Linked DNA regions of Homo sapiens: region 2 is linked to region 1. Evidence: chromatin contacts called from ENCODE Hi-C or POLR2A ChIA-PET data. All regions are on one chromosome and are shown on one strand. The core of a region is the stretch at or near the end of the contact, and the rest is flanking DNA. Distances in the headings are between cores, read along the strand shown.

Region 1 (4,582 bases), core at 1,434-3,933:
CCCACAAGGTTCTTCAGAATGTTTTATGAGCAGAAACGCTGCCAGCTTGGACTAAAAAAGACAGCAAGAGGTCACAATGAAAGAAGGCTGATGGGCTCTGAAAATTTTACCAGCTGTCAACAGGCTGATAAAATTACGAAGCTGCAAACTTGTGCTACTTTTTATGAAAAAGGAAAAGATGACTTCAAGAGTGTGGCTGAGATGCCAGAGGGCAAAGCTGTACAACCTATAGATTATTCCTAGGCCTGCAATATCATCTAATGGAGCTGGCCATTTAGATGAAATTTAGATTTCAAAATTGCTTGGACCAGTGACACTTTTTTACTTCAATTTTTCTCCCCTTTTGAATGGGAATTTCTATAACGGTATTTTATAACTGTGTCTAGAGAATAGGCTGATCAAAGTAGCATTTTTCCTGCTAGCAGAGGTGTTAAAAAAAAAAGGTAGCATTTGATGAAATTCACTTGGCCACTTTGCACTTATCAGATTGAAAAGAGAGAAGTCTGGAAATGAAAATCTGAGATTTAAAAGAAGAAATCAATATTAGAGACTTTATTTAAAAAATAATGGCTAGAACTTGATGATTGAAGGCCTGGTTTCAGGTACTTGAAATTTAGAGGTTGGTAGTAATCTTCTAGGATATATACTTGTATGTAAGTATGAACGAATTTATGAAATACCATGAGCAGAGCACTATGCTCTGTACATTTTCCTCTCATCTGGTACTTTCTATCCATATGCCTTATTGTACATAAACCCAACTCATGTTCAAAGGCCACATAAAGCGCTTTCTAAGTCACTAAATTCTTTGTGACTCTTTAAACCCTCAGGGCCCCATTCTCTAATTGAGCATAATATATATCTTAGAACACTACACTCTCATGATATTCACAGCAAAAATGCTTCTGTGGTCAATCAAGTTTAATCAACTACATACTATAATATATTCCTTCGCTGATACAATGAACATTGTCATATTAAAGGCTCTTGAGAAAGGCCTGCAATGAAGAACCTTGTTTAACTTTGTACTCTTCAGTGTTTCCCAAATGTGTTTGGCCATCAAGGGCAGGGGCCACATCTTATACTTGTGTATCAAGTGTCCAAAAAATACACAGATTCATGAAAATTCAGTTGACATATGCATTGCAATCTAATGACACTATACAGCCTACTCAATGTATCAATAAATGAAGCTGTGCTCTGCTAAAGACCAACAGTGGAATATGTATGTGTGTACATTTACAAACAGATGTTGTCTAATTGGAAGGAGAAAGGAATTATTGACAAAAAGCGAAAAAATATATCATGATGCCTTAATTAACAAATTATGAAATAAATTATATTAAAATGAATTTCATATCAATAAAATACATTTTATAATGCTTTTTACATGTCTTCCTTCTACGTATTAACTTACCAATGGCAGCTTTGCCCCAGATTTGTACACTGAGATCTGTTTTTCCTTTCGTGGATTTATCTAATATTTGAAGGCTAGTTTTAAATCTGTGTTGTTGCTCATTTTTTTCATCTCCTTCCCAAGGATTCCATTCTTCACTTTCCAAAGTGGACTGTTCTGTTTTAAAAAGAGTAAGTGTTTACCAGTAAGGTATTATTGCAGTTGTAGGTAAATTCAAATCATTTAAATTAAGTGTTAGTTCTAATTTCATCCTAACTTTAATTTCTGAGAGGTACAGCAACTGAATTTAAACTGGTAATACACAATGAAAACAAAAAAGAAAATCAGCAATTTTTTTACTGAACTTTTTTTACTCTGAAAAGTCTTAGAAATAAAATGCTACCTTGAGACAGGAAAATTCTCTTCCCCAACACAAAACCTTTAAAAATAACAGGATAATATGTATCAAGTTACAAGCTTAACTTTTGCAATTATTTTTATCCATTGTATACAGGTAACCTATGCACAAAAAACTGACTTCAGAGTGTAGTGTTCACCAGTCTTAGATACTATCGTGCAAAATTCTGAATAAAGGGAAAGAGAAAGCCGAGTCTGATCTTAACACAAGTTAAAACACAGGACAGGGGACCAGAATTTGGAGGTAAAGTCTGCCTTATGGTCACTGCAGGATTAGAGAGGGCTTTGTTTCAACATGGAAACGGATGTCTTAAACCTTGCGGCGATTTTGAGGCCTTCCAGGAGCATTCCCGCAAATCTCTGGCATTTGAGACGACGTCTTGGATTTTAACACGTGTTTGAAAGGCGTGCGCGCCTGTCACCCCCTGGGATCGGGAGCGGGGACGGCGTGTGAGATCTGGGTAAGAATGAGGACCATTCTCCAATTCCGAGCCAAGGGCTGGCTCGAGAGGCTGTAGGGGGCAAAGCGCTTCTCAGGCCCTGCGGGTAATCCCGGACTTGAGAGCCGGGTGCGGGGACCCGGCCCCAGCCGCCCAGCAGCCCCAGCCAGGAGCGCAGAGCCGGAAGGAAGCCGCCGACCCAGTCCTACCTCGGCCGCGTCTCTCCCGCGCGGGGGCCGCCCCCTTCCTGAGGCCCCGCGGGGACCCGGCCGGCGCCTGGCGGCGGCGCCCGAAGAAGACGTGGTAGGCAGCGTAGAGGGAGAATAGGCAGTACAGGGCGATAAGAAACGAGCAGAGCCGCTTCCGCGTCAGCCGCATCCCACTCGGGCTTCCAGTCAGGCATCCACCGCCATGGAGCGGGCGGAAAGAGAATCCGCGACACCGGCGGCGTCCGAGGCAGGCCCAGCCCGTTTCCAGGCAGTCCCCAGCCAAGGCTCCTCCGCCCAGCGCCCGGTACAGCCCCGCCCCGGACACGCCCACCGCCCGCCTCCCGCCCAGGCCCCGCCCCCTCCAGTCGCGGCTCATCCACCCGGCCGAGGGCCTGCCCACCTTCGACACTGGAGGAGGGGGTACTGGAGCGGCCCCTACCCCACGCTGCTTCCAGACGCCGGGCTGAGTGGGAACCTCTCTGACCTCTGCCGTGTACTCATTGCACCTTTCAACCCTGGCCACTTTTCCCAAGTACATAAAGACTCGGGGGAAAAAGAACACCCGCGGTGGTCCATGAAGGCCATGTGAAGGCATGGACTGTGACGTTTTTTGCTCTGCATGGAATCCCTAGCGCCTAGGACAGTGCCTACTACGTTGATAGATGAGTGAATATAAACGTCCTTTAAAAAAATTAAGTGATGATGGTCGCTTAACATTGTGAATGTAATTAATACCACTCACTTGTATGCATAGAAATAGTTAAACTGTCGAATTCATGTTTTATATACCTTACTGCAATAAAAACATTTTTAAAGTTAAGTTTCATTATTATGTGAGTTGAACGCACATAGGCATGCAGTATTTTGTCAAATAGAGGCTGTAAATGTGAATGCTTCAGAAAACTTTGTATCCAGCCTTGGGAAGATGGGCTACAATGTTTTGTCAGTTGCTCTGGTACTACTGTTCAAATTACCCAGCAGTCTTGCGACGGTATGTCTGCTAATTAGGGTGACCAATGGTCCCAGTTTGCCCAGGACTGTAAGGATTCTCCAGTTGGAGGATTTTTAGTGCTAAAATTGAGAAAGTCCTAGGAAATCAGTAAAATTGGTCACTCTAGCACCGACCCTAAACTATTAGGTCAAACACTTTACCCAATCCCCCAAACAGTTCCCTGCCTCAAAAGACCTGTTTTAAACCATTTTTGCTCAGACTCCCCAAATCCTATAAATATCACCCCCAACCTTCTCCTTCTGAGACTGCCAAGCTTCTGTCAAAGTGTGGCCTCCCTTACTGTAGTAGATTTAATAAATTTAGCTTTCCTTGATTAACAGGCTATTCTGGTGTCTTAGGGAGATGGCAGTTGTTTTATGTATGCTGTATTGTTGTTTATCCTATTTTGTTTGTTTGTGGAAATGACAATTATTTAAGGATAGGAAGTAATTACCTTATAATTACCACAAAACACCCACTGTATCAATGTACATTCAGATGCTACTGACTAATGGTTTTACTATTGAGAAATGCATACAAGGTAAAACTAATATGCAGTTGATGTCATCTTGAATAGGGGAGAGGGCCATGAAAATGAAGGAGTTGTTTTACCTCAAACTGCAAATGACTGCATAATTTGATGATAAGCTTTTAAAAATGTATTTAGGTTACAAAGGAATCTTCTAATTGATCTAAGTCTGGCAGAGTTCATTTTCCTTTCTCTTGGTGTTTAATGGTTGAGCTACAGCTGGGAGCTACTTTCTGTATATGCTCTCATCTCTTCAGGTGGATGGAAAGAGAGGGAAAGAGATGTGGTGGGGAATGCAGCAGTGTGGAGGGGGAGACAAGGTTAAATATCCTCTGGGGGTTGAAGCTCCGCATATAGGGAACCAGACCTGAGAAGGAAAGATGTGGGAGGAAGAATAGAAATAAAGGAATATGAGATGAATTAAACTAAAGCAGGGCTAAAATCTTTACTTGGTGAAATTTTCTACTCTGTCTGCAAAGGGAAGAACTATTAATCAACAAGATATTGAGAAAATAGCCCTAATGTCCTAATGCCTTCTTCTAGTTGACTGTGAAATAGTACACGCTTATTCTTAGAAGTCCCCAGTACAAATTTCTTGTG
Region 2 (4,582 bases), core at 603-3,102, 5.8 Mb after region 1:
CATGAGCCACCGTACCCAGCCCCATAAAATCTATTCTTCACAACAACCCTAAAAAAGGTATTTTCCCCTTCTCTTTTTTTACAATAAGGATAGTGAGGATCAGAGAAGTTAAGTCACCTTCCACACCTGAGGAAAGGGATCCGCATTTGAACCCACATCTAACTCTGCAACCCATACTCTTTCCACTCTATTCCACTTTGAAGCACCTTCAAGGCAGGGTGCTAACTCATCTTTCTACTTCCCCCACCAGAACCTGGGAGGCACTCAATACATATTTGTACAGTAAATACAATATCATCATTCTCTCCCCTTTTACCCTCAACTCCCCTTCCTCCTCCTACCTCCCTGAGTCTCTACAAGCAGGTAATCCCAAGAAGGTTGGAAAATCTTTCGGTGGTTGACTTTTGAACTGTGACTGACTAGCTATGAAATAGTAACCTTGCTTTGGGACAAGTATGTTTAAGACTAATTTTCTGAATGTATCTGAAAGTAAACTTAAGAAGTCTATGTCAATGTAAAGGAATTAAGAAATCTTCTCTAGTGCAATGTCTCTGGGACGGGAGAGAAATTTGTCAATGGGCAGTTGTGTCCCTGTTTAACCCACAGCAGTTCTTAACCTTTGTGGGGTCGTTGGCCTCTTTGAGAATATGATGAAGCTATTAACTCTCTCCCCCGACCAAAAAAAAATACACTTTGGGCCGGGCGCAGTGACTCACGCCTGTAATCCCAGCACTTTGGGAGGCCGAGGCAGGCAGATCACGAGGTCAGGAGATCAAGACCATCCTGGCTAACACGGTGAAAACCCGTCTCTACTAAAAATACAAAAAATTAGCAGGGTGTGGTGGCGAGCGCCTGTAGTCCCAGCTACTCGGGAGGCTGAGGCAGGAGAACGGCGTGAACCCAGTAGGCGGAGCTTGCAGTGAGCAAAGATCGCGCCACTGCACCCCAGCCTGGGCGACAGAGCGAGACTCCGTCTCAAAAAAAAAAAAAAAATGCACTTAGGGGCACACACACACACATACACACGATTTCACAGACCATTTCAGGGATTTCTACGCTCTGAAGCCCATTCATGCATGAACCACTTCCAAGGAACGGTAGGTTTGCAAAACTGCTTTTATATTTTTACAGCCTTGGTATGCCTTAATTACATTTTTACATTTTTACAGCCTTTGTGTGCCTTAATTAACCTGGCTGGCACTTTAAAACTTGGCCTCACCCTTACCCTGAAGTCACAGTGTGGCTGCATAACTTATGTAAGAAATCGGAGGATCTGTCACAACAGTGAGTGACAAAAAAGGGCAGACAAATTCATTCCACAAGCCAAAAACAGCGACGAAAAGGGTCTCAGCGCCACCTCTAGTGGGGAAACTGAGCCTCAGGCTCCCAACCCAGCCCCCATGATGCCCAGTCTGTCTAGACTCTGTGCTGAACCTGAAGCCCCTGGCCAGGTGTTGCCCAGGCCCTTCCTCGCCCACCCGGTCTCAGACCCATTCTGTGGAACCACAGCCTCCAGGTCATGGCTCCTACTTGTCTCCAGCGTCTTCAGGAGCCTAAGCTGGCACTTCTGGTTGCTGGTGAAGAAGCTGGAGAAGAACCCTTGCTGGGGATTCCCCTGGGCCAGACGCTCGGGGAAGACCTGGCAAGAGACGTGTTGCTGCTGCAGCTGCTCCCCTGCCGCGGGGCCCCGCCGGCGCTCGTCCGGAGCTCCCGCCATGCCTCCCGCAGACCTCGCCGCTGCTTCCTCCTGGCTCAGGCGGCCAGAGCGAGACTGGGAAAGGTAACCTCCCTCCCGCCAACGCGACCGCCCAGGCCCTCCCTCCGCAGGGAAGAAGGGCAGCCTGGCTGGGCTGAAGACGTTAGGCGGGAGGGGGCTTTGAACCTGACGGGGAGCGCGGGAGGCGGGGCGAGAGGCGAGGGGCGGGGCGAGAGGCGAGGGGCGGGGCGAGGGATGAGGGGCGGGGCGAGGGCATGGGGCGGGGCGCGGGGCCCGATGCTGTTGGGCGGAGCTGGGTCTTGCGACTTCCCTCAAAGGCTGTAACAACCCGGCTGCCGCGGATTTCGCTGCTGCCCTCCCAGTGTGGGTGACATGTCTTTATAAGCGTTGTTCTGCAGCTTCCTGCTGCCTGCTGAGCTCTAAGGGTGTCCCGCCTCCTCGCAGACACTCCTTCCTCACCTCGGGGCGAATATTGGCCACTAACTGCTCTTGTGCCGCCGAAGGTCTCGGCCATCCTCCCACTCCCTGCCTTCTTCCGGGGCAAGCCAGTTGTCATTTCTGGCCCGCCACTTTCCCGACCCCTGCCATCCCTCAGATCCACTCTGCCCAAAGATGCCTCTGGCCATATTGAAAGCAGTGTTTTTCAGAAACGTTTTAAAACTATAAAGAATGACTAGTCACATCAAAATCCTCAAAATGTAGGAACCAACTACATTTTTTCTTCCCACCTGTACCCATTCGTTTACCCTACTCTTCTGCCCCACCCCCCACCAATAACTCCCTGATAACAAAGCGCACCCTGTTTACTTCTACCTCTCAGCCTTAACTCATACTGTCATTTCCATCTTTAAGCTCCTTGCCTCAGCCCCTATGATTGGGGCCCAGGTCAAATCTGCCTACTCCACAGGGCATTCCCAGATACCTTAATCAAAATTAATGTCTCCTGATCTCCCAATGTACAAAGCACTTTGTACCTGTTAATCATTTTCATCGTAGCCTGCCAGGTTTTATCCAATTTGTGTGTTTCTCTTTTCCTACTAAATTATTCCACTCAGCTCACACATTTATTCAGCACCTACTATGATGGGCCAGGCAAGGTGTAAGAGACTGAGGAAACACATGACTAAGAAAATTGCTAAAGATGAAGAGCAGCATGTGGTTTATGTAAGAAACATATCTGAAAAATATAGGCTCAGCAGGCCTTTAGGGTTATGAACAGTGCTTTATGTGTCATAGATGCTCAATATCTAAATTGAGTGGGATGCTAGGATAGTCATTCATCTGGAATATTATAAAAATACAAACAACTCCTATGTACATAGACTATTAAAGCCAGAAGTCAAAAAAAAAGTAACTACTTTTTAATTAAATTCACCTTGGATACATTATTTCCAATCCTCACTACAACCCTGCAAAGTAAGTATTATCTCTAATTTGCAGATAAAGTGGGCTCAGCAAAATTCAATAATTTATCTAGGACCACACAACTAGCTTTCAATCCAGTTATTGAACTAAAACACACATATGGAAAACTAAGCCATTACAATTCAGTGTGATTAGTTTGGAATACTGAAGGCAGGCTAGATATGCCTAGAAATGGACCATAGCCTATATACATTTGAAATACTATTTGGATTTTTTTCATGCTTTCTTTTTTAATACATAGATTCAGGTGGTTTATGTGTAGGTTTATTATACAGATATATTGTGTAGTGGTGAGGTCTGGGCTTCTAGTGTACCCATCACCCAAACAGTGAACATTGTACCCAATAGTTAATTTTTCAACCCTCACCCTTCCCCTCCCACTCTCCCCACTTTTGGAGTCCCCAGTGTCTATTATTCCCCTCTGTATGTCCACGTGCACTCAGTCTTTAGCTTCCACTTATAAGTGAGAACATGGGGTGTTTGATTTTCTGCTTCTGAGTTATTTCACTTAGGATAATGGCCCCCAGCTCCATCCATGTTGCTGCAAAAGACATGATTTCATTATTTTTATGGCTGCATAGTATTCCGTGGTGTATGCATAACCACATTTTCTTTAACCATCTGTTGGTGGACACTTAGGTTAATGGTTGATTCTATGTCTTTGTCTTTTTGTCATAACAATTTCTTCTTTTTTTTTTCTTTTTCAGAGACAGGTTCTTGCTCTGTCACCCAGGCTGGAGTGCAGTGGCGTAATCATAGCTCACCACAGCCTTGAATTCTTGGGCTTAAGCAATCCTACCACCTCAGTCTCTCGAGTAGCTAGAACTACTGGCATGCACCATCATGTCTGGTTAACTTTTTAATTTTTTGTAGAGATGGAGGTTTTTTGCTATATTGCTCAGGCTGGTCTCAAACTCCTGGCATCAAGTGATCCTCCTGCCTCAGCCTCCCAAAGCTCTAGGATTACAAGCATGAGCCACCACACCCAGTCACAATTTGTTTTCCTTTGGGTAGCCAGTAGTGAGATTGCTGGGTCAAATGGTAGTTCTATTTTTAGTTCTTTGAGAAATCTCCATACTAGTTTCCACAGAGGTTGTACTAATTTACATTCCCACCAACAGTGTATAGGCAATCTCTTTTTTCTGAATTCTCATCAATATCGGGTTGTTTTTTGACTTTTTAATAATAGTCATTCTGACTGGTGCAAGATGGTATCTCACCGTGGTTTTAATCTGCATTTCTCTGATGATTAGTGATGTTGAGAAGTTTATCATGTTTATTAGCCACTTGTATGTCTTCTTTTGAGAAATGTCTATTCCTGTCTTTTGCCCACTTTTGAATAGGGTTATTTAGTTTTTTCTGGTTGAGTTCCTTGTAGATTCTGGATATTAGTCCTTTGTTGGATGCACAGTTTGTAAATATGTTCTTCCATTCTGTAGG

The links. Hi-C counts contacts between places; a loop is a spot of excess contacts on that map. ChIA-PET counts read pairs that join two places held with the same protein, here RNA polymerase II (POLR2A). Pooled maps may share reads with other maps.
Region 2: a loop to region 1 is called in a pooled map, with 17 times the contacts of the local background. The contact joins the promoter of ATP23 here to the promoter of RXYLT1 in region 1. A Hi-C loop is called at or near these places in 1 of 37 single-sample maps with no recorded cell type and 7 of 50 pooled maps. POLR2A ChIA-PET finds 5 or more read pairs at or near these places in 1 of 52 experiments (naive thymus-derived CD4-positive, alpha-beta T cell).

Annotation. Positions count from the first base shown.
Region 1 is chr12:63,778,010-63,782,591 of GRCh38, reverse strand. It overlaps RXYLT1 (ribitol xylosyltransferase 1), which reads right to left and starts at 2,683. Exons shown (of 6, transcript NM_014254.3): 1 at 2,463-2,683; 2 at 1,418-1,573. The coding sequence starts at 2,631. RefSeq lists silencers at 2,315-2,614, 2,343-2,618, 2,635-2,864.
Region 2 is chr12:57,938,837-57,943,418 of GRCh38, reverse strand. ATP23 (ATP23 metallopeptidase and ATP synthase assembly factor homolog) reads right to left here and starts at 1,852. Exons shown (of 6, transcript NM_033276.4): 1 at 1,531-1,852. The coding sequence starts at 1,717. RefSeq lists enhancers at 548-717, 1,174-1,983.